Regions from separate parts of the Homo sapiens genome. Here regions 2 and 3 are each linked to region 1. Evidence: chromatin loops called from intact Hi-C (ENCODE). Cell type or tissue: PC-9. All regions are shown on one strand. Each heading gives the region's core, and the rest is flanking DNA. Links, peaks and the distances in the headings are about the cores only.

Evidence for each region. A loop is a pair of places that touch in the nucleus more often than their neighbours do. Peaks named below come from ENCODE experiments on the same cell type or tissue, not always from the same donor. Only the 100,000 strongest peaks of a DNase experiment are listed, where the experiment ranks them.
Region 2: a loop joins it to region 1, with 4 times the contacts of the local background. A loop is called at or near these places in 37 of 110 quality-filtered maps.
Region 3: it touches region 1 in a loop (4-fold over the local background); 2 of 110 quality-filtered maps call a loop at or near these places.

What each region holds. Positions count from the first base shown.
Region 1 is chr10:17,919,995-17,928,475 of GRCh38, forward strand. No RefSeq gene overlaps it. Among named protein-coding and RNA genes, the nearest start is that of SLC39A12, 28 kb to the right of the region's middle. In PC-9, for the core only: no CTCF peak of the experiment used is centred there; a DNase peak (open chromatin) is centred at 3,957; H3K27ac peaks cover 1,338 bases.
Region 2 is chr10:18,100,179-18,108,659 of GRCh38, forward strand. No RefSeq gene overlaps it. Among named protein-coding and RNA genes, the nearest start is that of CACNB2, 36 kb to the right of the region's middle. In PC-9, for the core only: a CTCF peak has its summit at 4,288 (motif pointing left); no DNase peak of the experiment used is centred there.
Region 3 is chr10:17,980,262-17,988,742 of GRCh38, forward strand. It overlaps SLC39A12 (solute carrier family 39 member 12), which reads left to right. Exons shown (of 13, transcript NM_001145195.2): 6 at 1,051-1,222; 7 at 7,218-7,390. Among named protein-coding and RNA genes, the nearest start is that of SLC39A12-AS1, 26 kb to the right of the region's middle. RefSeq lists an enhancer at 897-2,096. In PC-9, for the core only: no CTCF peak of the experiment used is centred there; no DNase peak of the experiment used is centred there; H3K27ac peaks cover 960 bases.

The DNA of each region.
Region 1 (8,481 bases), core at 354-8,353:
CCCTTTGATCTCCTGTGATTTCATCTTCAACCTGACCAATCAGAACACCCTACTCCCTGGCCCCTACCCATCAAATAATCCTTAAGAAACTCCTTCCTCTGACTTTTCTGGGAGACTGATTTAAGTAATAAAACTCTGGTCTCTCATTCACCTGGCTCTGCATGAATTAAACTTCTCTATTGCAATTCCCCTGTCTTAATAAATCTTCACTATTTGGGCAACAGGCAAGGAGAACACACTGAGTGGTTATAGACCCATTAAACCAGAATCTGGGAGTGGCACTCAGGCATTTTCTTAATTAACAGAACAGATCAAACCGAAGGAAACTCCAGGTGCTTCTATGGACTGGGTCCTGACGGCTATGGTTTGAATGTGTTCTTTCTAAAACTCAGATGTTGAAACTTAAGGGTCATTGTGCTAGTATTGACAGGTGGGGCTTTTGAGAGGTGATTAGGTTATGTGTGAGGGCTCCTCCCTCCTGACTGTAATTCCGGCCCTTGTAACAGAGGCTTCTGAAAGCGTTCAGCTCTTTTCCGCTTCCGCCTTCTACTACGTTCAGCTCTCTCCGGCTTCTGCCTTCTACTATGTGAGGACGTGACGTTTCTCCCCTCTAGAGAATGCAGCAAGAAGGTTCTTCCCCTATGCAGGTGACTTGACCTTGGGCTTCTCAGTCTCCAGAACTGTGAGGAAAATGAATCTCTGTTCTTTATAAGTCACCCCTGTGTCTGCAGCACAAATGGATTGAGATAGGAAGAAATAAAGTTAACTGGTACTGGTTTGAAGGTATTAATCCTCAGTATTCTCTCTTTGGTACAACATAGTAAATCTCTCTCACAATTATGGGAAAACAGTTGGTAAATTCACTGATGTAGAATGGCTACCCCAAATCTTTTTTTTTTAACCAAAGAGAGGATATAACCAAAAAATTTCAATTATAATTTTCAACTTTTCATGCTTCTGTGATTTTTTTTAAAGAAAATTCATATTTAAATACTGAGACAACTTTTAGTTTTCTTAAAACCTTTAGTTTTTGTACGTGTTTCTTCTAAAACTCAGATGTTGAAACTTAAGGGTCAATGCAATAATATTGACAGGTGGGGTGTTCGAGAGGTGATTGAAACTAAGTTTTCTTATTGAAATGAGAAATTTTCAATAAGAAACTAAAAGTTTGCTTAGTATTTAACTAATTTGCTGAGTTAATATTTAAATATATGGATTACATAATATGGATTATATTTAAATATTAAATAGAAAATAGCATGGATTTAAATATGGAGTATATTTAAATACTAAATAAGAAAGCTTCCTTAAAATATTGTTCTTGGTCAAGCCTCAATAGATGTTATAAAAATGTATCAGGGGACTGCTTCCCCTGGTAATTCCACCCAAACTGCTCACAACATACCAGAAACACATACTTTGGTACTAGTATTTCTTTGGTGTTCTGTAAATGTTCTTTATTCGGAAATGCCCCCTGACAGGCACTTTCTTTAAAAGTGACAGTGACATTGGAAAGGCTCCTTGAGTTGGCTGGAGATCCGACTCTTCTGTGGTGCTTTAAAATATTAACACTATTCACGACAGCTCTGCAAGAATAGGTTTTGGCAGTGGTTATTGATCTTGTTCAACTAGCTCTGTGGGAGCTTTCTCCTTGTGGGTGTGATTATAGCTCATGTACACACAGTTGCCTCAGTTTTAAGGAGCTTTACAAAGCTACCATGTTTTTTCCATTGATTTAATTTTTTTTTCTTTAAGTGCAAGAAAATTCAAGACTCTGGGCCTGTCCCTGATTGAGGATTCTAGCAGGAGTTCTCAAACACTGCTGGGCCTAAGAGCCACATGAGAAGCTTATTCTAAAGCTCAGATTCCTCTGGGTCCATGCTTGTGATTCTCATTAAGTAGACCTGGGGTGGAGCCCTGGAATCTGCATTTCAATCAATTTCCCAAAAGATTCTGAGGCACACAGGCCTTAGACTGTGACTTTGAGGAGCGTTCTATTTTGGAATCCTTTTGCATTGAAATTGCATTTCCCCCAAACTGCTTGTTAGAAATCTCACCTAATCCATGAGGTAAAAGCAGTGTAGCTCAAGAGCATAGGAATTAACTAAAGCTGCAGCTTCTCCATGCTTTTGTTAATCAGGAATCACAGATACTAAAATCCACTCCCGCAGTTTTCCCTAAACCCCTAATTCTCTCCCAGTGCACGACTCCTCACATCCCTTTCATAATCACCATTAATGAGTATGTGTGAGTGAAGCTTTGCCTCTCCTATCCAATCTTAGAATATGAACTCCAAGAATCGGATACCATAGGTCAGATATCACGGAGCCCTGGGCAGAACCCTAGGTCTTTGTGAAAAGAACCATCTTTCCAGGGTATGAGTAATAACAGTAAATTGGTTTGAGACAGGAATAATACATGATGATCACAGAATAAAAAGATTGCAGGCAGCAGTTTCACGTGACTAGAGGCTAGGGGCTAAGATCCTGAAAAACCAGTGTGTGAACCAAGCTGACTAAGACAGACTGCACTCAGCATGGCACTGGATTTGACCTAGGTTTCACCTAGGACCTCATTATATGTTCATTAACATACAAATGACATACCCACTAGTACTATGACAGTTCTGAGAATACCCATATTTGATGTAAAAATGGCTGGCACCATAGTTCAGAGAAATCACTTGCTTCCAGGAATTCTCATGAATAGTCCACCCTTTGGTTAAAAAAACCCATAGAAGTAGCAACCCTAAACCCCATTGCGTGACTTTCTTGAGTACACGGATGGAAGTACAGCACTTCCTTTCTGGAGTGTGTACTTTATACTTTGCAGTTAATCTCCATACTTGCACTATTTTCTGAATCCTTGAATTTCTTCTCACGATGGTGTCAAGAGCCTGGACATTGGCTGGAGTTGAGGTCCCACTGGCAACCGGGAACCTCGCCTAGCCCAACAGTATCAGTTTGACCCATGGAGATATCCATCATAAAGTGCCAGTCTCCTTGGGCCAAGGTTTGCTCACCTTCTAAAAGGAAGTTAATGGAAACTTTCTGATACTCCTGACCATCAAAACTAGATAATTCAGCTTTATTCTCTCAAAGTTAGAGGGCAGAAGAAAACACATCCAGTTCTTGGAGGAAAATTGCAATAAATATTTTGAAGAGAGTTCCATCTCTTATTCTCCCTCAATTTTCTGAAAGTCAGAGTAACACTTGGCTATAAAAGTGATAGGGAAACTAAGTGCCTATCATATACCAGGCACAGTGGCATGCAATCAAGTGGGATTTCATGTATTTCCCAAGTGTGTTTTGCTGGCTGCCATGTAAGACCCTAGTGTTAATTCCAAAACTCAGAGGTCCTGGCTCTTGAATGGGTGGGGACAGGAGGTGGATTTAAAGTTTCCAGCAGAGAAGAAGTGTGGGACTGATCGTCTGCTGGAACCAGTTCTCTGAATATGATGGTTTATCTGGCAAGGTTTGATTCCCTCAAGGAAGTTCCAGGCTAAAAGAGGAGCTAAGCTTCTACAGTCTCTGAGCTTTTTGTGTTACTGATCTTGAGTCTTATTAAAAAAAAAAAAAAAAAAAAAAAAACCCTGACTTTATCTGGCCGTGCCAGGCTCCCTTCTGGGCCCTTGCTGCCGTGTGTCAGTACGCTGTAACTAGAGATGGATTATGTAAGAAATGTTTTTGTCAGAAGAGGCTGTTGCAGTATTTTATGTGCCCTGGTGCACAGCACCTCTGCTGTGAGTCCCCTCCCCGTGTGAGTTGCAGCCTCGCTGGATACACCTGCTACTGGTCTCAAGCACCTGTGATTTATTGGTCATGAAGCAGGTACTGGGACTCCTGCTTTTATTATCTGCACGGCCATCCCTCAGCCAGTATAGATGCCCAGGCTAGACTTGCAGAGCATGAAGAAGGAAGCAGAACCAGTTTGGGACCTTCGCCTGAGCAGCTGACTCAACTCCACTGCCAAGCAGCCAGGAATCTGGCACAGTTTCTGAGATGTCTCAGCCAACTGGTATTTCTGAAGCCATAGTTTTCCTCTGAGCTCCCCCTCAACATGGGTATAGTCATTGTGCTTGTTTTGCTTCTTCCTTGTTCTTGTTTAAAAGCCAGTTTTCTTCCTTGAAAGGCAGTGAAATCTCTGGGTTTTCCATGTGGGTAGAGAGGAGCAGGCGGAACAAGCTTAGGGAGGCCAGGCGGTAACAGGTAACCATTTCTTGAAGTTGATCCTCAGAGCATCCAAGCCAGTGGGTTCATTTGGATGATCTTCAGCCAGGCATAGTCCCTGGTGCCAAGCCTCAGGATATCAAAGAACTACTTACAAAATATGTGTTCCTTCATAAGGAAAAGAATGGTTTAGCTCAGAGGGCGTGCCTGCCAATAAATCTCACATAGGTTAAGACACAAACTGAAAAAATGCTCAAGGACCATGAGCCACAGTCACTGGAGAAGCCACAGTCATTCATTCTCCAGCAGTTCCCCTTAACCACCTACCAAAGTCCTTAGATAGCTGCCGTCAACCCGTAGGAACTCACAAAAAGACTATCAAAGTGAAAATGTGTTTCAAGGACTATAGTGGGTGTAACACCTGGGTAGCCAACAACATCTATAATTCATGTGTTTTTCAGCTCTAATTTTGTCTCTTTGACTAATGGAACTTCCATTTCAACTGCATCTAATATTGAAGTATCAAGTTGGAATATTCCGTAAAGAACCAAAACAGAAGACTGATAGTGGCATAACATAAGCTATGAGTTCAAAAGCTATTGCTGGGCCCTAGCTGAGAGCAAGTGGTCAAATACTGTACTCTATTCTTAACAAACCAATTATAACATCATGACTCCTCAAACATTTGATAGATTAGCAAAGACTATCACCCTAGAGGTCCTGGCAGGCTGTTCTGCAGTTAGCACAGAAAGCAGCACTGAATGCATCTGCTCGAGCTTTGGGACCAAAACTATAACCACAGGGATGATCAATGCCATCGCCCGTATAGACTCATACCTAAGACATCAGTGATCACCACCAAGACATGAAGAGTTGAGTCAACAGCATATGTGCCACCTGCTCTGATCAAAGAGCTGAAGGTCACGTTCAGTATCACATAGACACTGCCAAACTTAAAACTTTCAATAAGAAACTTGAGATGTTACTCAGGTTGTTGATGACAGAAAAGTCTGAGGTGGGAGGCCCACTCAGTGCTGTCGTGGCAGAGCTTAGAGATGTTGAAGGTGCCAGGAGCAAACCCAAGGCAGTGCAGATTCCATCAGGCAGTGCCGGCTCCTTGTTACAAAAGCTTCTGAATGGTGCTTGGTAAACACGTTTGCCTTTGGCGACCCTCTTAATTCCCTTGCCATAGTCATCTTTAAAAGCTACAAGTAGGACTATAACCATCAGAGCACTTAATTAGTGACTATATGTAGACAGATTATGAAGGAGTCATTGGAAGGACATTTAGCCAAACAGCTACTTCTGTATTAAGGGTGCCTGAAAGATTTGGGGGCATTTCTCCTTTTTTGGTCTGTAAGTCTAAACCAAATATTGTCTTATGAATTATTTGCAATTTAAGAAAAATGACAGATATTTAATAGACATGAAATTATTTCATTATTACTGAATATTTCCTTCTCTTTTCAAAATTAAAATTATGAAGTTGACCAGAAACAGGAAATAATGCCATCAGTGTAGGTGGTAGGTGATCCTAACCTCAATGTGGACTTGGTCTTTTGGGTCATTTTTCAACCTGATGAAATCTAAAAAGGAAATTCTTGGGCAGTTTGACGTTTTTCTTTCTTTTGATATAATGTGATGTTTATAATCCATTCTAGTTAGAACTCCTGTGAAATGCATGATGAGTAATAGGTTTTGTTTCTGAAAATAGTCATTTAATTAAAAATAAGATCCTAAAAAATGTGCAAATGAATAAATGTAATTTTCATGCTGATGAACCTCATATTTACATCTTTAGCTTTAGATTCTACTTGGAACATCTAACTTGCCTACTTGACTGTTCTCCTTAAACGCGTCATGGGCATCTGAAATTTAACCAGATAGAACACAATATTTTCCCCATGTGGTTACTACTCTGATGGTTTCCACTTAGTGAATGGCAACATTGAATGGCAACTCAGCCACTCAATCTAGAAAACTTGGAGCCCTTCTTGCTTCCTCTTTCCCTCACCCTCCATATATATCACAAAGTGTGTTCAATTCTACTTTTCACTTCTACTTGCCCATGTTTGTCTCTGCCTGGCCACTCCCTAGTGCAGCCGCCATTATTTCTTGCCTGAAATACAACAAACTTCTATTTCCCTACTTTCACTTCCATTACCCTCCAGTCATTCCCCACAATGCACCAAGTGGTCTTCCTAAAATGTGAGTCACACTATATCCCTCTTCAATTTAATACCTTTCAATATCTTCCAACTTCATTTAGAAGAGCCCCCAACCTTCTTACCACATTCTAGAGGACCTGTCTCACCTGCTCCTGGCCTGCCACATGCCTACTTTCTATGCTTTGGCCACACTGGTCCTCCCTCAGCATCTCAAACCAGTTGAGCTCTTACCCCAGGGCCTTTGCCCATGCTGTTTTCACTCTTGGAAACCCTTTTCATCTCTCAGGTCATTTTTCCTAAGGCGGCCTCCTACCCTGTTGTTCAACTCAGCTGCCTGATTATTTTCATCATAACACTGGTCAGAATTCTTTAATTCATTTTTTTTTCTGCTCTGTTCCTTTCCCCTGCAATATAATGTAAATTCCATGAAGGCAAGAGCCAGGTCTAGTTAGGTTAATTAGTGAAACGTCTGGAGCCTTTGACAGTGCCCAGTGCATGATGGTGCTTGATAGTATTTGTCGACTCCACTGAGTCAATGAAAGAATTGGAATAAAAAAGAGGGCTTTAGACAGAATCTAGGAGAGCATTAACATAACCGTTTGAGAGGCAGGAAAAAAACCTTCAAGGAAACCTGGGAGAAGCAGCCAGGGAGGATTCTACAAGAGTTTCCAAAGGCCAAGGAAAGAGTGTCTGCCAAAGGCTGCCCTGTATCAGGTAAGACAGGAGTTGAAAGCTGTCTACTAGATGTAACATTAGAAAAGTCATCGTGACCTTGCCAAAAGCAGTTTCAAGAAGTTTGAAGGAGGCAGACCAAGCAAAAGCAGCTAAAGGGAATGGTTTCAGTATTACCTGAGTACAGAAAAGAAGCTAGGGGAGGGGCAAAGTGTAAGGACCCACAGGTGAGAGGCTGTAATCATTAGAATGTGGCCTCCCTGGGATGGGGGGAGGAGAGCCCAGGGCCCAAATGGAAGAAAGAAGAGACTTCCTTTAGGGTCCCATTCCATGAAACTACTGCCCTGCCCCAATATAATTAAGGCAAATCTCTGGAGGTAAAGTCTGGAGATGGTATTTTTATAAAACATCAGGCTCATCCAATGGCAGCCCATGATTGAAACACTGGTTTAAGTAACCATCTTCCTGGTGGTTGCAGTGTTTTTTTTTTTATTATTGAAACAACTCTTGGGAAGAGAGATTTGGCCTTGTGAGAGAGACAAACTCTGACTTAGGGAAGTGGGCAGATTCACCAGCAGGAAGTGGGAAAGAAGCTGGTAGCTACCTTTACCTCCACCCAGCCAAGCTGCCTGGAGTCCATATACACATTCATTTTGTTGTAATTGTGATAAAATACATATAAAACTTACCATCTCAACCAATTTCACGCACACAGTTCAGTAGTAAGTACATTCACATTTTTGCACAACAGTCACCATGGTCCATCTCCAGAACTCCTGATCTTGCAAACCTGAAACTTCGCACCCATTAAACAACTCGCAATTTCTTCTCCACCCAAGCCCTGGCCACCAACACTGACATGCTACTTTCTGTCTCTATGACTTTGACTACTCTAGGAACCTCATATAAGTGGAATTATATAGTATTTGTCCTCTCATAACTGGCTAGTTTCATTTAGCATAATATCTTCAAGGTCTATCCATGTTCTAGCATATCAGAATTTCCTTCCTTTTTTTTTTTTTTTTTTTGAGACAGAGTTTTGTTCTTATTGCCCAGGCTGGAGTGCAATGGCATGATCTCGATCTCGGCTCACCACAACCTCTGCCTCCTGGATTCAAGCAACTCTCCTGCCTCAGCCTCTGAGTATCTGGGATTATAGGCATGTGCCACCACGCCTGGCTAATTTTTGTATTTTTAGTAGAGACAGGGTTTCTCCATGTTGGTCAGGCTGGTGTCGAACTCCCGACCTTGGGTGATCTGCCTGGGATTACAGGTGTGAGCCACTGCGCCCAGCCTCCTTCCTTTTTAAGACTGAAAACTATTCTATTGTATGAGTAGACAAGTTTCTTTATTTAGTCATCCATTGATGGATATTGGGTTACTTCCACTGTTTGGCTATTGTGAACAATGCTGCTATGAACAGGGTATACAGATAACTCTTTGAGACCCAGCTTTACATTATTTTGGGTATA
Region 2 (8,481 bases), core at 182-8,181, 180 kb after region 1:
TGCATTGTAGGAAAGACCATAAAAGTCACACTGATCTTGTATCAAAAGGTGGCAGTCCTGTGTTCATGGCCTGCTGGTGAAAATTTTAAATCATTGAGATGCTACAGGCAACATATTTCTCAAGCTACTAAACCCTGGAGGAAGGTAAAGATTGCAAAAACCACATAATTGAGCTGAACCTGGTATTCCCCTTTGCAAAACAAGGATACTGTCCTCAGTCTGTCTTGCAGGAATATTAAGAGCTCTTCTTTCACAAAATATTTTGAGTTTTTCTGAGAGAGAAGCTCTGAAAATATTGAGACTGTTTTTTTTAACATAGCAGCAAAATACTCTTTTTTTAGTAAACTATATTTGCACATGTGAACATTCTCAGATTTTAAAGTCTTACTCTTAAGTCTTACTCTCTTTAAGTGAATTTTTATGTTTATGGTATTTTGTGAAATATCAAGAGCAGCAAAACTGAATTACAAATATAATTGCTGTTTTACTATAGCTAAGAATGAAAACAGATGGTAATTATGTCCACTACAAATTGTCCCCTGAGCACATGGGTCATCCATGTTTCTTATGGATGATCAGTTTCTTAGAGGTGCAGAAGAACCATACCTTGCTACATCCTTGAAAATGGATTTTTGCTATAATAAGTGAACTTTCAGGATGTGGTGCAACTATGAACACACTCAATTGCATAACCTGTGGTTTCCTAAGCAGGATTTCCATTTGAAAATGCCCAGGGTCTGTTAGAGAAGAGAAAGTCTAAATAGGATCTTAAATGACATTGATGCTTCAGAGATGTGAAGATTAATCATGATTTTTTTGGGGAGGGGGGCAACTCCGTTTTCTTACTTACATCTCTGAGTACTGACATACAGTCAATAAAAATATTTCCTTTGCCAGATAACGAAGTCCTCGTATTTTTCTTGGTACTATTTGTTAAAACTTACAGGTAGTACTGTGATAAATCATTATAATAATTATAAATCTATTATAATTTTAATAATAATGGCTGCCATTTGTTGAGGTCTTGACCGTACAATGAAAAAGATTTTACACACATTATCTCCTTTAATCCTGATAATAACCTGCAAAGCAAGTACTATCCCCATTTTACAGTGAGAAACAGAGGCTTAGAGAGGGAAAATAACTTGGCCGAGACAAACCTCCAGAAACCAGCAGAGTTGGAGAGTATTTATACAAATAATTAACTGTTATGGGGTTTTTTTTTCTAATTTTCAGTGGTCCCACATAAAAGAATAGTATAAAATGTTTGTCAGTTTTCTGTATATGTTATTCTCTTTCTGATCAGTTAGAGGACTACAAATCAAGTTAAAAATTTTAATAATTTCTATTATCCTGCCTCACTGATACGGAGGTCTAATTAATCTGGTGATATATTGATTAATTCATTCATTTAACAGTTGTTTCTTATGTGAGCCCTCTGATTTTATTCATCCTTCATCCTTCAAGCCCCTCCTTAAATCTACCTCCTACATAAAGCCTTCCTCAGTTTATATTTGTCTTTTTTACTTTATAGCCACTTAGTTTGTTTGTTTTTTTTTTTCCAAAATGTGTGGTGTGTACCACTAGGGATACACAAGATAGTTCTAAGTGATACACAGGCAAACATTTCTAAATGTTTCAGTATTATGTTGTTAACTAGAGAAAAAACCTCTAACTAGCACATAAAATCTGTGATTTCACAAATACTATTTTTATAACAAAGCTAAATTTATTTGTATAATAAAATATTAAATAAGTGATAGTAGATTTGAGAAGATGGTTTGTGTCTTCTGAAATTCAGGAGATGGGGAATCCCATATGCTTTGGCTCATTATTGTTCTATAATGGTGTTTGTTACTATGTGTATGTTTCATTTGCAAACAAGATCATTATCATTAACACATACTGAATACTTACCATGTGGCTACTTCTATACTACACATATGACTACATCATCTCAATTCCTTTTTATAACAACTCTGTAAAGTAGGTACAATTGTAAATCCATTTCATAGAAGAGGAAACTGAGGCTTAGGAAGAGGTTAAGGAACCTGCTCAAACACAGTTAGTAAACCATAGAGCCAGGATTAAAATCCAGGTTTATTTAATTCCTGACCTCATCTTCTGTCTACCTATGCTACCTCCTCAAGGAAGCATATTCCTCAAGGAGAGATGGGGTCAGCAGATATTGTGGTATCTGAAATTATTCCTGGAGTACCTTTTCTTGTCAATGAAAGTTTGGCAAGTTAGAGCTTCTCAGAAGCAGGGATACATTTTTAGAAAATAAGTATTTTTCTCTTTTAGAAGAACATTAAGTATCAAGAACTGAAATAACACTATGGTCTTTTCAGTAACAAGCAGATTATGTGAAGCTCTAAGGTAATCATTCTTTGCATCTTCACTTATTCCTTAGAGATACTGCTGACTAGGCAAAGAAAAATCTTCCAACACCTTCTTTGCTCCAACATACATACATACATACCCTCACACATGCATACATAGGGCACACATGCATACCCACACACAAACACACATTCGCATTGCAAAGATACACACAAATACACATACACACAAATAGACACACACAGTCTCTTTTTTAGCTATCTAGCCAAGTTCATTTTCAGGAAACCTGATTTGAGGAGCATGGCTGATTTGATACATAAGACAGGCTTTGGGGAGTCATTCTGGGGAGCATTTGCTGATTTTGTACAATGCATTCACTCTGCCTACTTTTCCATTCCATTGTTTGAACTAAGGCTATCAAATTTATTCTCTTTGCACTAGACAAAATGATAAGAATGTCAACCTATTAAAGTCTGAGTTGATTTAACAAACAAAGTTATACAAAGCATCAACAGCCAGATTGACTTCACTTCAAATCCTTTTCCTTTTTAATAGAGCAAAATCTCCTTTCTCATTTGCTGGTGAACTCTAGAGAGTGGTTTAGATTTTTGGTACATGACATTCTCAAGAATTATAGTAGGTTTATTACAGTGGTTATGGGAAGTAAACTCCATCTTATTTTTTCAACTCATTACTTTTCTCAATTTCAATCTGAAACTTAAATGCTGAATTCCACTTGGGTAGGTAGTGAATGACATTAATTCCTTCAGTCCTGACCCAGGTTTCCTGTCAATATTGGAGTGAAGCACCTTTAGACTCCATATATTTGAATGCTTAGTCCCCAAGTGTGCAGAATTTCCCCAAGGCAGAATGAGTTATAAGCTGCTTTTATGTACTTCCCAATGCTGGGCCCTTAGTGATGAATCAATGAATGTTGCTGAAATGAAATTTTTTTTCATATCATGGACAAGAAAACCTTGAAGAGGAGGGTGACAATAGATTCCATCAAGTCAACTATTTTCTATATGCTCATTACGGATGCTAAGAAACTAGATGGAGCTCTCTAAGGACAGGAACAAATGAGGCTAGCAGACTGCATAACATATTGTAGATAATATTATATTGAGGGGACTCAGGAGTGCCATAAAAGGTACATTGTCACCAGTCTATCAGATTTTAATATTTCCATAATTATTAAAATGAGATGGTAAAAAGAAAAAGCATAACCACTAGAAGTTACCATAAATTAATAATATTCTCAGGCAAACAGTTGCTCTCATAATGAATTTTGGTATTTGGTTTCAAAAAGGAACCAAACAGTTGAAATACTTCCACACATTCTAGAAAATGAAATTGGCATACAGGGTTTTGACGATGACTGTAAACAATGGTTTGCATTTTCTTCTCCATTGCCCAAAATGACGTTAATCCTCTCTGGCGCTCATGACAGGGAAAATAAATGACTTTTTTCTTTCCCTTTGTCAGAAACACACTAAATCATTCAGGATTGTTTCGAAGTAATTTCATCTGTTTTTGGTCCTGTTTTTATGAGCACGGAATGTCTCCTCGGGACCTGGAGAACACTTTCTGTTAAAAAGCCATATTACAATATGTTAATTTGTGATGGACGTTAGTATGCGCATCCCATGGTCTTGAGGGACTCAAATCGCTTCGGGAAAATGATGCCCTCTTCTTGACTTGGGCATTCAGCCAGAAACTGGGGGTTCTCTCTTTCCTGAACATTCTATTGGACATATGACAGCACACTGACACCACGTGTCAAAACTATTTTTTAAGAAAAATGAGTGAGCACTGTATATTCTGTACCAGGCAAATGACAATAACCTTGAGTCCCACCACCATCGATAACCTCTTGCCACCCAGTGTCATTTTTAATAAGTTCTCCATGAAACTAGTTCCATCGTCTGTCACACTGCCCTCTGCTGGCCTGGACTGTATTTACTGACACAGAACATTAAAAACTTAAAATGTTAGGAAGGGAATCCTCAGAATCCTCTGGATCTGACCATTGATTACAGCTCTTCCAATACAACCCACAAGTCTATCCATTTTAAAATGCCATTTATTCAACACTTATGGGGCCCTGACTCGTGGCCGGGCAATGTAGGCACTGCGAATATAGCAATGAACAAATCGCATACCGTGTGCTAAATAAGTGTCCAGCCTAGCAGGCAGGATGGTCTCGTAAACAAGTAGTTATAGTAAGAGGTGAAAATGCCCATATCTGGGTAATGCAGTGTTTATTTTCTTCCTAATCGTGACTGTAGATCTTACTCATTCTGTTGGTGTAAGAAAAAGGCCATATCCTGGTCTTGATGCACTTACCATAAATTTGGCATCATAAGGTTTATGTCAATTCACGTTTCCTTTAGGTCTAGTTCTATTTCATTATGTGGAAGCTCCATGCTAACTGAGGCCTGTCTAACAAATTGGATATGGATAAAATATGGTGAGTGCTTGGGCGCCATTTTTCAGCCCACAGTCATAGAGATATTTTACATAATTAAGGTGCGTCTAGAACAGCAGCCCAATGTTCCAATACATTTGTTAGTCTGCTACTTTGGACCAATATTTCTGGCTTGAGAAAATCACATTGGCAATATAATTTGGTTGGGTTAAAGCTCAGAGAATAGCAAATGAATCATCTGTGATTATATTAAAAGTATGGCCAAAATTTTATTCCAACTATTTTTGAAGTATGTAGGAATACAGGTTGTGTGAGGTCAGAGTAAAGGTTGAGCCTGGGAAGGTAATGGTGATGAGAAGAGTCTTCATCTTAACTATACTTTGAAGGTATGAAGCTGCAAGATCAGAATCCCAGGGGCTATTGTTTTTTCCTGGTTATTTTACTTTTCAAAAGTTAGAGTATTTGCTATTCAGTGGAATCTTGTTCCAAAGATATTGGTTAACTGAGTCAAACTCTATGGTTTTCCACCCAATTTTTCCTGTTCTATGATAGAATTCAATTCTCTTAAAGTCCAATTTAAAAACTATTTATAAATGAAAGATTAAAGAAATGTAAGTAGGTATTTTGTTCTCTAATTATAAATTTGCATTAATCATTACTTAGTTTAACCGATTTTTCTCTTGTGCTTGAGAAGAATATACCTGCCTAATTCACCCTGATTTTGTTGGTTTTGTTTTGTTTTGTTTTAACATAGCCATGGCTCCAAGATCCCTATTGCTATTTTTTCTTAAAAATACCACATTCGTGTTTTTTTCTTAAGGCTGTGGAATTTTCTTAAGTGAAAAACTCAGTAACTTCCAGCTTAATGAAAGAAGATATCAATGTGCCTTCTTAACACTCTTAACTCGTTCTCTGAGTTCTAAAATGTTCTGTTGTATCCCTTAAGACATCCATTTATCATCTCCCTTACTATAGAAAATAAATGTTCAGTTTGTGTGCTGCAGAATTATCCCAGATCTCTAATAGCAGATGAAGTTAAATTGCTCTTAATTTATTTAAACTGGAAAATGTCCATCTAAAAACAGACTTCAATCATGGGACCAATGAGGAACGTATCTGAAGATTCCTCCATCAGAAATAGCCAGCATAACACGGGAAATGGGAGCCTTTTTTGGACACCTAGTGAGGGCTCAAGGGCAGGTACTTTGACATTCTCTGATAAGTGAAAATGACTTAGCATTTATCTGGATTAGGAGTTTGACAAAGGGGAGAGATGAAGCAATGTGGCCCGAAATTATCTACAGGATAGGAATGAAGACCAGCTTTTTTTTTCTTTGAGTGCTTTTCATATGTTTCTCTTTCTATGTTTTTAATAAAATAAATAGGTTCCAACACTTGGGCTTGTTTATATTACTATGGCCCCATCATCAATCTACTCATATTTTAATGTCTCTTTTATTATCCGCAGGTTTATTCTTAATCACCAGCATTGCTTTCCATCACTGTGAATCTTAAAATTTTATCTGAGATCTTCTAACTTTCTTACAAAAAGATAGGAAGGGAAATTCTTAATCTTTTTCATCCGATTAAATACTGACAAAGTGGCATGTCTCTGAGGTTGAATATAAGGCAGGAACTGAGGTAGACGGGCTGTTCAGAGTCAGATCCTAGCTTTGTCACTTGCTAAAGGGCTCTGACGTTCGGACAGCAAGTTTTGAGCCTCAGTTTTGATATACTTCATGGAAATGTTAAAACCCACATAGAACTGTTAAGAGGAGTGGATGTAAAGTCTTAGTGCAATACCCCTTGGTTTTGTTTTGTTTTGTTTTGTTTTGTTTTGTTTTTTTGAGACGGAGTCTCACTCTGTTACCAGCTGGAGTGCCGTGGCGCAGTCTCTGCTCACTGCAACCTCTCCCTCCTGGGTTCAAGTGATTCTCCCATCTCAGCCTCCTGAGTAGCTGGGACTACAGGCACGTGCCACTACGCCCAGCTAATTTGTGTATTTTGTATTTTGTATTTTTAGTAGAGACAAGGTTTTACCATGTTGGCCAGGATGGTTTTGATCTCTTGATCTCGTGATCTGCCTGCCTCGGCCTCCCAAAGGCCTGGGATCACAGGCATGAGCCACTGTGCAGTTTTCATTGCTGTTTTTTGTTTCCTCATCCCTACTAAGGATCTGACACTCTAGAATTAGCAGAAATGTCAAGAGGGTGTGATGGAGCAGGCTAAGTGGGGAGTGTTCTTTTGCAGCTTTTAGTACTTTGATGACTTGGGATCTCATTTTACCGTAAAAGAAGGTCAATGTGTGTGTGTGTGTGTGTGTGTGTGTGTGTGTGTGTGTGTGTTGCAGGGGGCGGTAGGGATAGGCAAGAGAGAAAGAGAAGTGATCTTGAAACTTCTCTTAGTTTCTAGCTTCTAAATAGCCCTTGGTTTTTACATATACAGAAAAGCGTTGCAGTCCATGCTTTTTGGAGTCCATTTTGGTTGTGTCCATCTTTTCAAGGCCTTCTCTTTCTCTGTCCATCCCTCTTCAGTCTGCTCTTGCATCTCTTGTTTTCCTCATTATCCCTAGATGATCACATCCATACTCACAGCTTCAGTGCTCACACTTCTGCTCATGGCACCCAAATCTCTATTTCCAGCCCCTTCGAGCTTGAAGATTGGTAGTCAGATAGCTCTTTGGGCATGGCCTTTGAATGTCCAATAGGCTGTTCAAACTCAACGTTTAAAAATCTGACCACATGATTTTTACCCCCTCTCTCAGCTGCTACCCGGTTCTTCCTGGGTTCATTTTCTTTGTCAGTGGTGTCTTTATCTACTCCAAACCTCTAGCTTAATAACCTTGGAGTCATTCTGAACCTGATCTTTGAAATCAGCTTGGCTGTTACCTCCAGTTCTACATCAACTCTTATTTCTTTGTAGGAATGCTTATTGGGTGAAATTCAGTAGTAACAAGAGTGACAGAGACATGTGCGTGTCAAACACAGCTTTTCTTTCTTTTCTTTTCTTTTTTTTTTTTTTTTTTTTTTGGAGACAGAGTCTTGTTCTTTCACTCACGTTGGATTGCAGTGGCATGATCTCGGCTTGCTGCACTTCCACCTCCAGGGTTCAAGAGACTCTTCTGCCTCAGCCTCCCACATAGCTGCCACACCCAGCTAATGTTTTGTATTTTAGTAGAGACAGGGTTTCTCCTTGTTGCTCAGGCTGGTCTCGAACTCCTGAGCTCAGGCAATCGGCCCACCTCAGCCTCCCAAAGTGCTAGGATTACAGGCATGAGCCACTGCGCCTAGCCCAAACACAGCTTTTCTTACCTATCTTTTATTCTTGCCTAGTTTAGAACTTTCACCATCTCTCCTTCTTTACGACTGGAAAAATTGCCTTTTTAATTTCCTCCACCAGACTATTTCCAATTTCTCATCAAATTTAGCATTGATCTTGTTGTTGATTCCCTTATTAAAGTGAAATGTCTCTTTATTGTCTGTAAGATGTAGTTCAAATCCCTTAGCTTTCATACCCAACTCTTTACCCCTGGCTATAGTATATTTGCTAGCCTTATCTGCCAATGCTCTGTCCTCTACATACCTGTACTTTAATTGCTTCAAAGCCTGTGTCATTCTCCAGTACAACCAAATACTATACTGAGTTGCCTCGAGACCAGTCTCAGCTGAGTGTTTCATTGAAAACCAACAGAAATTGATTCCAAAATGCAC
Region 3 (8,481 bases), core at 398-8,397, 60 kb after region 1:
AAGATTTTTATGTGGGGGAAAAAGACAAACAGCAACTATGTCATCATTATTTACAGATTAACAAAGTGCCTTCATTAAAAAAAATCTCTATACAGTGTGGCAAACCAAATCAGCTTTGCAAACCACTGATTTTTAAAACAATACCTTACTGATCGCAACTAAAGATCACAAAGACATTGCATTGGGGTCTTATTTCAATAGAAAACATCCATTTGTGAGAGTGAAACTACCCGTCATTCTCACTCACCTACTAAAACTTTTAAATTGTAATTTTTGAAGTACACAACGTCAACCTTTATTCTGAGATGGACAAATGTCTTTTGGCCCTTTTTAGAGACTGTGGCATTTGTTCTTTCCTTATTCTTCTCTCTCATAAATATGCCTATACAGTATGAAAACAAATTGTAAAGATTTAGGTAAAAATCAGTAAAGTCAGTAAGAAATAATGATGTTTTCAACTGTGTGTGTGTCTCTGTGGAGAAGGGTTATGCCAATTGAGAGAGGTAGCTACATCATTTGGTATTTACACAGCAGCTAGTTGACATAGCTTTACTTTCAAAAATTTTACCTTTACTTTTAGGACTTTTAAAAGTACACGTTGCCTACACAGGCTGACTAAATCAAACAGTATGAAAGACAGTGACCTCATTACCATAGGACTTCTGTTTATTGTATGAAGTCTTTTTTAACACAAAGCTATCCTCATTGAAAAAGAACAAAAACATCAGGACATCCTAAGGCTGCTGGTTAGAACACCACTCAACACATTGTAAAACACAATGTGTCTTTCTAGGAAAGAAAAACTGTGCAAAACTCATACTAAATAAGGCTCAGAATGAAAATGAGGTATTGCAGGCTTTGGTCAGAGATTTAAGACATCCTTAGGAATTACGTACAGCTGAAAGTTTGCAGGGAAACACGTGTCGTACCGGCTTCATGTGTGTGTTCTCGCTATTCCATCTAGAATTCACTCCTCAAGGATGACAACTGGTGGAGAATCTAGTTTAAATATGCTGAGATTAGTAACAATGTTATGTTTTCCTCACACAGACCTGCTTCTCTGCTAGGCAGCTGGTGGAGATATTTCTACAGAAGGGCCTCTCACTCATTTCTAAGGAGGACTTTAAGCAAATGAGTCCAGGGATCATCCAGCAGCTCCTCAGCTGCTCCTGCCACTTACCCAAGGACCAACAAGCAAAGCTGCCACCTACCACTCTGGAGAGTAAGTTCTGGATCTTCCTTCAGAAAGCTGATGTGCACAATGTATGCAATAATAATAGTAAATGCAGGATACTTACTATATACCAGGCTCTGTTGTAAACATTTTACATTTATCAGCTCATTTAATCCTCCTAACAATGCTACAAGGTAGATATTATTATTCCCATTTTACAGATGAGGAAACTGAGGCACAGAGAGATTAAGTGACTTTCCCAAGGACACACAGCTGGGAAGTGATGGAGTTGCCATTCAAACCCAGGCAAGCTGGCCCTGGAGTCCTTGTTTCTAACCACGATACATACTACTCTTCAATGAATATTTTATATTTGTATATGGTTTATATGAATTAATTATGTCTTCTATAGTTGACTCAATCATGGATCAACATAAAAGGCCATAGCTGAGAGGTGACATGGTAAAAGAGAAGGCAATAGCATTGGAATGTGGAATGCAGAGCTGAGTCATGCTTTTTTTCCTCAGAGACTTTGTGATCTTTAGCAATTTCTCCCCAAGACTGTTTCTTTTCCAGCCCAGTGGAAAGCAGTGATATCCTATAGGGCTGCCTTTCTCACATCATGGCATGTATAAAAAATGAAAACACATTACAGTAAACCAAAGCTCACTGGGCTGCTGTGGGATGAAGGTGACCCATGCTGGGAGCTACCAGCCTCCCAGATGTAGCTGTCAGCCCCAGGAAGGGAAGGGATCAATATTTACAGTTACCTGTATCCCACTGAGTCATTGCAATAGATGAGATCTCTCCAAGGGCTTCACTGTGAAGCCCTTGAACTGTAAGGTTCAAATGGGATAATGTGGACAAAAATATCTTCAGTAAATTTAAAGCTCTGTATATTTAAAAGACAAAACAAATGGTTGAGAACATCCATGTTATCTAGTAAAAAATATGACAATTAGCTTACCATTGATCTGAGAGCCTTAGATGTATTATTTTCTCAGAGCTGTGTTTCTTTCTCTTTGAGAGAGCCTGCAATAGCAATCATAGCTGAGTTGTTCAGCCACCCACCTCTAACTCACAGTGGATTCTGTAACATCAAGTGGCCTAATTGAAAATGTTATGTGAACAAAAACACGCCAGGCCTAAATATCTAAGATTCTACATTCACTAAGAGAAAAAGAGCTTCATTAATAGTGAGCAGCCAAATAACTCAGCACTTGGTGGTCATTCAGTGAGGCTCAGAAAATGGATGAAGACAGCACTGTGGCACCTAGGAGCATCCCTGGGCAGTTTACATTCCTACCACCTGGCTTGGGGCCGGAATGTACAGGCCGCTCGGAAAAGGGTTTTGAAATTAAGGCCTCGGAAAAAAATTGTGTCTCCTCTCGAATGAACTTCTAGACACTTCTGGGGAATAGTCTTCCTGGGAAACCTCCCAACATGTCACACTCACTAAAGAATCTAGAAAGGGGCCAGGCGCGGTGGCTCACGTCTGTAATCCCAGCACTTCGGGAGGCCGAGGCGGGTGGATCACGAGGTCAGGAGATCAAGACCATCCTGGCTAACGCAGTGAAACCCCGTCTCTACTAAAAATTAAAAATTAAAAAAAAAAATAGCCGGGCATGCTGGTGGGCGGCTGTAGTCCCAGCTACTTGGGAGACGGAGCTTGCAGTGAGCCGAGGTCAGCACCACTGCACTCCAGCCTGGGCGACAAAGCGAGACTCCATCTCAAAAAAAAAAAAAAAAAAAAAAAAAAAAAGACTCTAGAAAGGCCAGGTGCAGTGTCTCACACCTGTAGTCCTAGTACTTTGGGAGGGCAAGGCAGGAGGATTACTTGAGCCCGAGAGTTTGAGACTAGCCTGAGCAACATAGGGAGACCCCATCTCTACAAAAACGAAAATTAGCCAGGCATGGTGGCACGTACCTGTGGTCTCAGATACTTGGGGGGCTGAGGTGGGAGGATCATTGGAGCCCAGCAGTTCAAGGCTGTAGTGAGCTATGACAATGCCATTGCACTCCAGTTGGGTGACAGAGAGAGACCCTGTCTTAAAAACAAGAACCTAGGCCGGGCACAGTGGCTTATGCCTGTAATCCCAGCACTTTGGGAGGCCAAGGTGGGCAGCTCACGAGGTCAGGAGTTCGAGACCAGCCTGGCCAACATGGTAAAACCCCGTCTCTACTAAAAATACAAAAATTAGCTGAGTATGCTGGCGGGTGCCTATAATCCCAGCTACTCGGGAGGCTGAGGCAGGAGAATCATTTGAACCCGGGAGGTGGAGGTTGCAGTGAGCCAAGATTGCACCATTGCACTCCAGCCTGGGCGACAGGGAGAGACTCCATCTCAAAAAACAAAACAAAACAAAACCTAGAAAAACATCACTGTCCTCAATCGAAAATGTTGCATTATGTGAATAGGGAAAAGCTTTAATTTCAAAAGTTCTTTGGAAATTATAGAAATATATGATATTATATTGAAGGGAGGAAGACTCGGGGAGACATTATTAAGAAAATACCATTCAGTATGCTGAAACTCAACCGCTAAGCACCATCTTCGATTAAGTTTCCAGGAAAGAGTATTATGGCCATGTACAAATTAAGTTTCAGACCTATTCAGAGTAGCTGCTCAGAAGTGGCTAAGAATTTAGTGGCTAGGTCAAGCTCTGTTGTAATAATGGGAAACTTTAGAACCTGTCTGCAAGTTGCCTGATGCCAATCAAGACTTCATGGCACTTATGCAGGGACCTGCAGTAAATTAGCAGAGTCCTGTGACCACAGGTCAGATATTTTATGGTTTTGAGGCTGTCGTTCCTACATGAAAGCAAGTGAAATATGACTCATAGAGAATCTAAAAAGATTTGCTAACCTCTGAAGTTATGAAACATTCATTGTCTGCATGGGTAGAAGCCCACAGAGTTGGGGTGTAGCAAAATAACTAAAGAAGTTTCAACTTTGCCTTTTGCCTGGGAAATGTTGTACCCTGATTTGTCATTGTGCTTTCTTGGCCTTTTGTGGTCTTTTGCAGTTACCACTTCTAAAATGGGACAGCTGTAAATTTTATTAAACATCCAGGTGCTCATGTTACTATTCAAATATCTTTAATTTATGTAATAAATGAAAAGAATGGCATTCCCATATAGAGTCTGTGTGGGAAAGAATGGGATATGAAACTTAGTTGAAGATTTTCAGGGAAGTTTCTATAACATGAGTATTTTTGTTACATTAGAATGATAAAAGACACGACGATGTAGGTGTCTGAACAATACACATGAAATACAGTTCGCCATCTTAACCATTTGTATTTGCACAATTCAGTATATTCACATTGTTGTGCAATAGATAATAGAACTTTTTCATCTTGCAAAACTAAAACTCTATACCCATAGAAGAACAACTCTTCATTTCACCTTGCTTGTAAACCATTTTATAGGGATTCCATAGCAATGAAAATGTGGTAGTGGGGGTACGGGAACAGATGCTTAAAAGTTTTTTGCCTCTTCTGAGTATACTGCCAACTCTATTTTAATATTAAACCCCTGGGTAATTTAGAACTTACGTTTCAGTAAAGTCCTCTTAATATCACAAGCCTATTTTTCTGTTACCAGTTATATTATTAAAATGATCTAGTCTGGGCATGGTGGCTCATGCCTGTAATTTCAGCTCTTTGGGAGGCCAAGGTGGTGGATCATTTGAGGTCAGGAGTTCGAGACCAGCCTGGCCAACATGATGGAACCCCGTCTCTACTAAAAATACAAAAATTAGCCAGACATGGTGGTGGGCACCTGTAGTCCCAGCTACGCAGGAGGCTGAAGCAGGAGAATCACTTGAGCCCGGGAGGTGGAGGTTGCAGCAAGCTGAGATTGTGCCACAGCACTCCAGCCTGGGTGAAAGAGCAAGACTGTCTCAAAAATAAAAATAAAATAAAATGATCTAATTTAAAGAATGAACCTTTTAGAAAAATGCAAGTATGATGAGAATGAAATATTTTCTGTTTTAAGAAACTTTAAGAGGATAGTTTTTTTTTTTCAAAAAAATTGCAATGAGCTTTAGGTATTTTGACACCAGGATTGTTTGATTTAACTTATTGTATATCCATAGTCACTGAAGAAAGTGGTAGTTTAATTTCATAATTAGCTTTCCTCATTGTTTACTAACTAGTTTGCCATCACTTGTTAGTAATTTCTAAATAGGTAGAGAAATAAGCATTTGCTTTGAGTATCTACAAGCAGATGAAAATGATGCCATAGATAACTCCTTATCTCTATGTTGTCTGTACTTGATTCTGAAAGTCATTTCCTCCCTCTCTTTTAATCTTATCTCTTCCCTTTTCTCCTTTATTTCTTCTCCCTTCATATATATATATTTTTTCTTTCAAATAAACTTACAAATTATACTTTATAAATATTTTTTTAAAAGGAAGCCTAGAAACATGAAATTCTAAGGATTATAAAAGTCATTGCAATCATCCAAAATGTAGATTGTTCAGATTTTTATTATCGACTGTTACACATTCATTGATCAGTTTTCACCAATAACAACACTCATTTTAGTCACTGAAAATAATATCACCCTGGACATTGCAAATAATTCAGACAGCTTTTGGAAGGAAGTTCTTCCAAAACGTGTACTCATTTTGTACACAAACATAGGTCTACAATACTGCCAAACCTTATGCTTCCTATGTAACAGCTAGTCTTTTCGCCTTTGAGAAGCTTAAGATATGATTAAAGGGAAATTATTGCTAGTGTCTGTCTGTGGATGTTGTAGTTTCAAGTGAGAGAAATTTATTTCTTTGAGGGTTGGAGGTGAGCTCAGTCCTTGCTTGCTGCAATAATTTTTAGTAAGGGGTAGTCAGAGTAACTTCAAAACAACACGGTTATTTGAAGAAAGTCTTGTCTTAGTCCTTGCTGTAACAAAATACCACAAACGGATGGCTTATGTAAACAACAGACATCTATTTCTCACAGTTCTGGAGGTTGGGAAGTCCAAGATCAAGGCATCAGCAGATTCGGCATCTGGTGAGGGTCTCGTTCCTGGTTCATGGACTGGTGAAGGGAAGAACTCCAGTCCCTTTAGCCCCTGTAAAGACCCTAATCCCATTCAACAGGGGTGAAGAGTATATGTTCTAATCACCTCCCAAAGGCCTCACTTCCTAATACCACCCACCACCTTGGTGGTTAGGTTTCAACATGTGAATTTTGCGGAGACACAAACATTTAGACCATAGCAAATCTGTTCATTCTTTTTGTTAAAAATTTAAAAACTTTTTGCCGCATATAACACTTATAAGACTGGGTGCTGTGGCTTATGCCTGTAATCCCATCACTTTGGGAGGTGAAGCAGGAGGATTGCTTGAGCCCAGGAGCTTGAGACTAGCCCAGGTAATACAGTGAGACCCTATCTCTACTAAAAATAAAAGCTTAGCCAGGCCTGATGGCACCTGCCCGTAGTCCCAGCTGCTCGAGGGTCTGATGTGGGAAGATCACTTGAGCCTGGGAGTTCAGGATTATAGTGAGCTATAATCACACCACTCCACCCCAGCTTGAGCAGCAGAGTGAGAACCTGTCTCAAAAACAACAAAAACAACAAAACGCTTATTTAAAAATTCCAAGTTGGGGGCAGTGGGCTTACAACTGTAATCCCAGCCATTTGGGAGGCTGAGACGAGTGGATTGCTTGAGTCCAGGAGTTCGAGACCAGCCTGGGGAACATGACGAAACCCCATCTCTACAAACAAAAAATACCAGAAAATGAGTCAGGCATGATGGTGTGCACCTGTTGTCCCAGGTACTTGGGAGGCTGAGGTGGGAGGATCACTTGAGCCTAGGAGGTGGAGGCTACAGAGAGCTATGATAGTGCCACTACATTCCAGGCTGGGTGACAGACAGAGAGCCTGTCTCAAAATAAAAACAAAACACTTATTTAAAAAATCCATATCCCTACTGGCTGTTACTGTAAGACCAATTCTTCTGGCATTTTCGCCAGCTGAGGCCGGAATGGAGGGCACTGGGCACTGACTGTGTTTACGATCTCCTTTGACTTAGAATACGGCTACAGCACGGTGGCTGTCACCCTTCTCACACTGGGCTCCATGCTGGGGACAGCGCTGGTCCTTTTCCATAGCTGTGAGGAGAACTACAGGCTTATCTTACAGCTGTTTGTGGGCTTGGCCGTCGGGACACTGTCTGGGGACGCTCTGCTCCACCTTATCCCTCAGGTAATCTGGTCTTTTCCATTTCAGATAAAGTTCACTTCATTGCTCTTCACTTTTAACCACTGGAGGTATTTATGCAAAATTTTACTGAGACTTCAAAGAGAGAGTATCGTGGCTGGTGTTTTCCTTAAAAAGAAATATTATTTCCCCAAGGCCTCTCTGCACTTGTAGAAGAGAAGAGATGCCCCAACATTAGGCTCGCCACATAGTAGTAGTATTTTTGAAATAAAACAAAGGAAAGGTGGCAGGGCACGGTGGCTCACACCTGTAATCCCAGTACCATGGAAGGCTGAGGCGGGAAGATCGCTGGAGCCCAGGAGCTCAAGAACAGCCTGGCCGATGTGGTGGAACCCCATCTCTACTAAAAATACAAAAATTAGCTGCACATGTTACATGCACCGGTAGTCCCAGCACTTTGGGAGGCCAAGGCAGGTGGATTACTTGAGATCAGGAGTTCGAGACCAGCCTGGACAGCATGGTGAAACCCCATCTCTACTAAAAATATAAAAATTAGCTGGGCATAGTGCCATGCGTCTGTAATCCTAGCTACTCGGGAGGCTGAGACAGGAGAATCGCTTGAACTCGAGAGGCGAAGGTTGCAGTGAGCAAAGATCGTACCACTGCACTCCAGCATGGGTGACAGAGCGAGACTCTGTCTCAGAAAAAGTTGTCATTCAGTTAGTTCACCCAAGACCTGGTTGTTTAAAAGTCCAGAACCTCCCCGTCTCCCTCTCTCTTGCTTTCTCTCTCTCATTATGTGATGTGCCTGCTTCCCCTTCACTGTCTACTGTGATTGGAAGCTTCCTGAGGCCCATATCAGAAGCAAATGCTGACACCATGCTTCCTGTACACCCTGCAGAACCAGGAGCCCATTAAACCTCTTTTCTTTATAGGTTATCCAGCCTCAGATATTTCTTTATAGCAACACAAAAATGGCCTAATTCACTTGTCCTTCTTTCTGTTCTGCCCAGAAGGCTGCATCTCCTCAGCTACCTTGCAGGTTGGATTTTTGTTTGGGGTCAGCCAATGAGGGGCACAATGGAAAACTCAGAGGAGGAGGAGAGAGAGGCAGTGGCATCTGTGCCCAGCTCCCT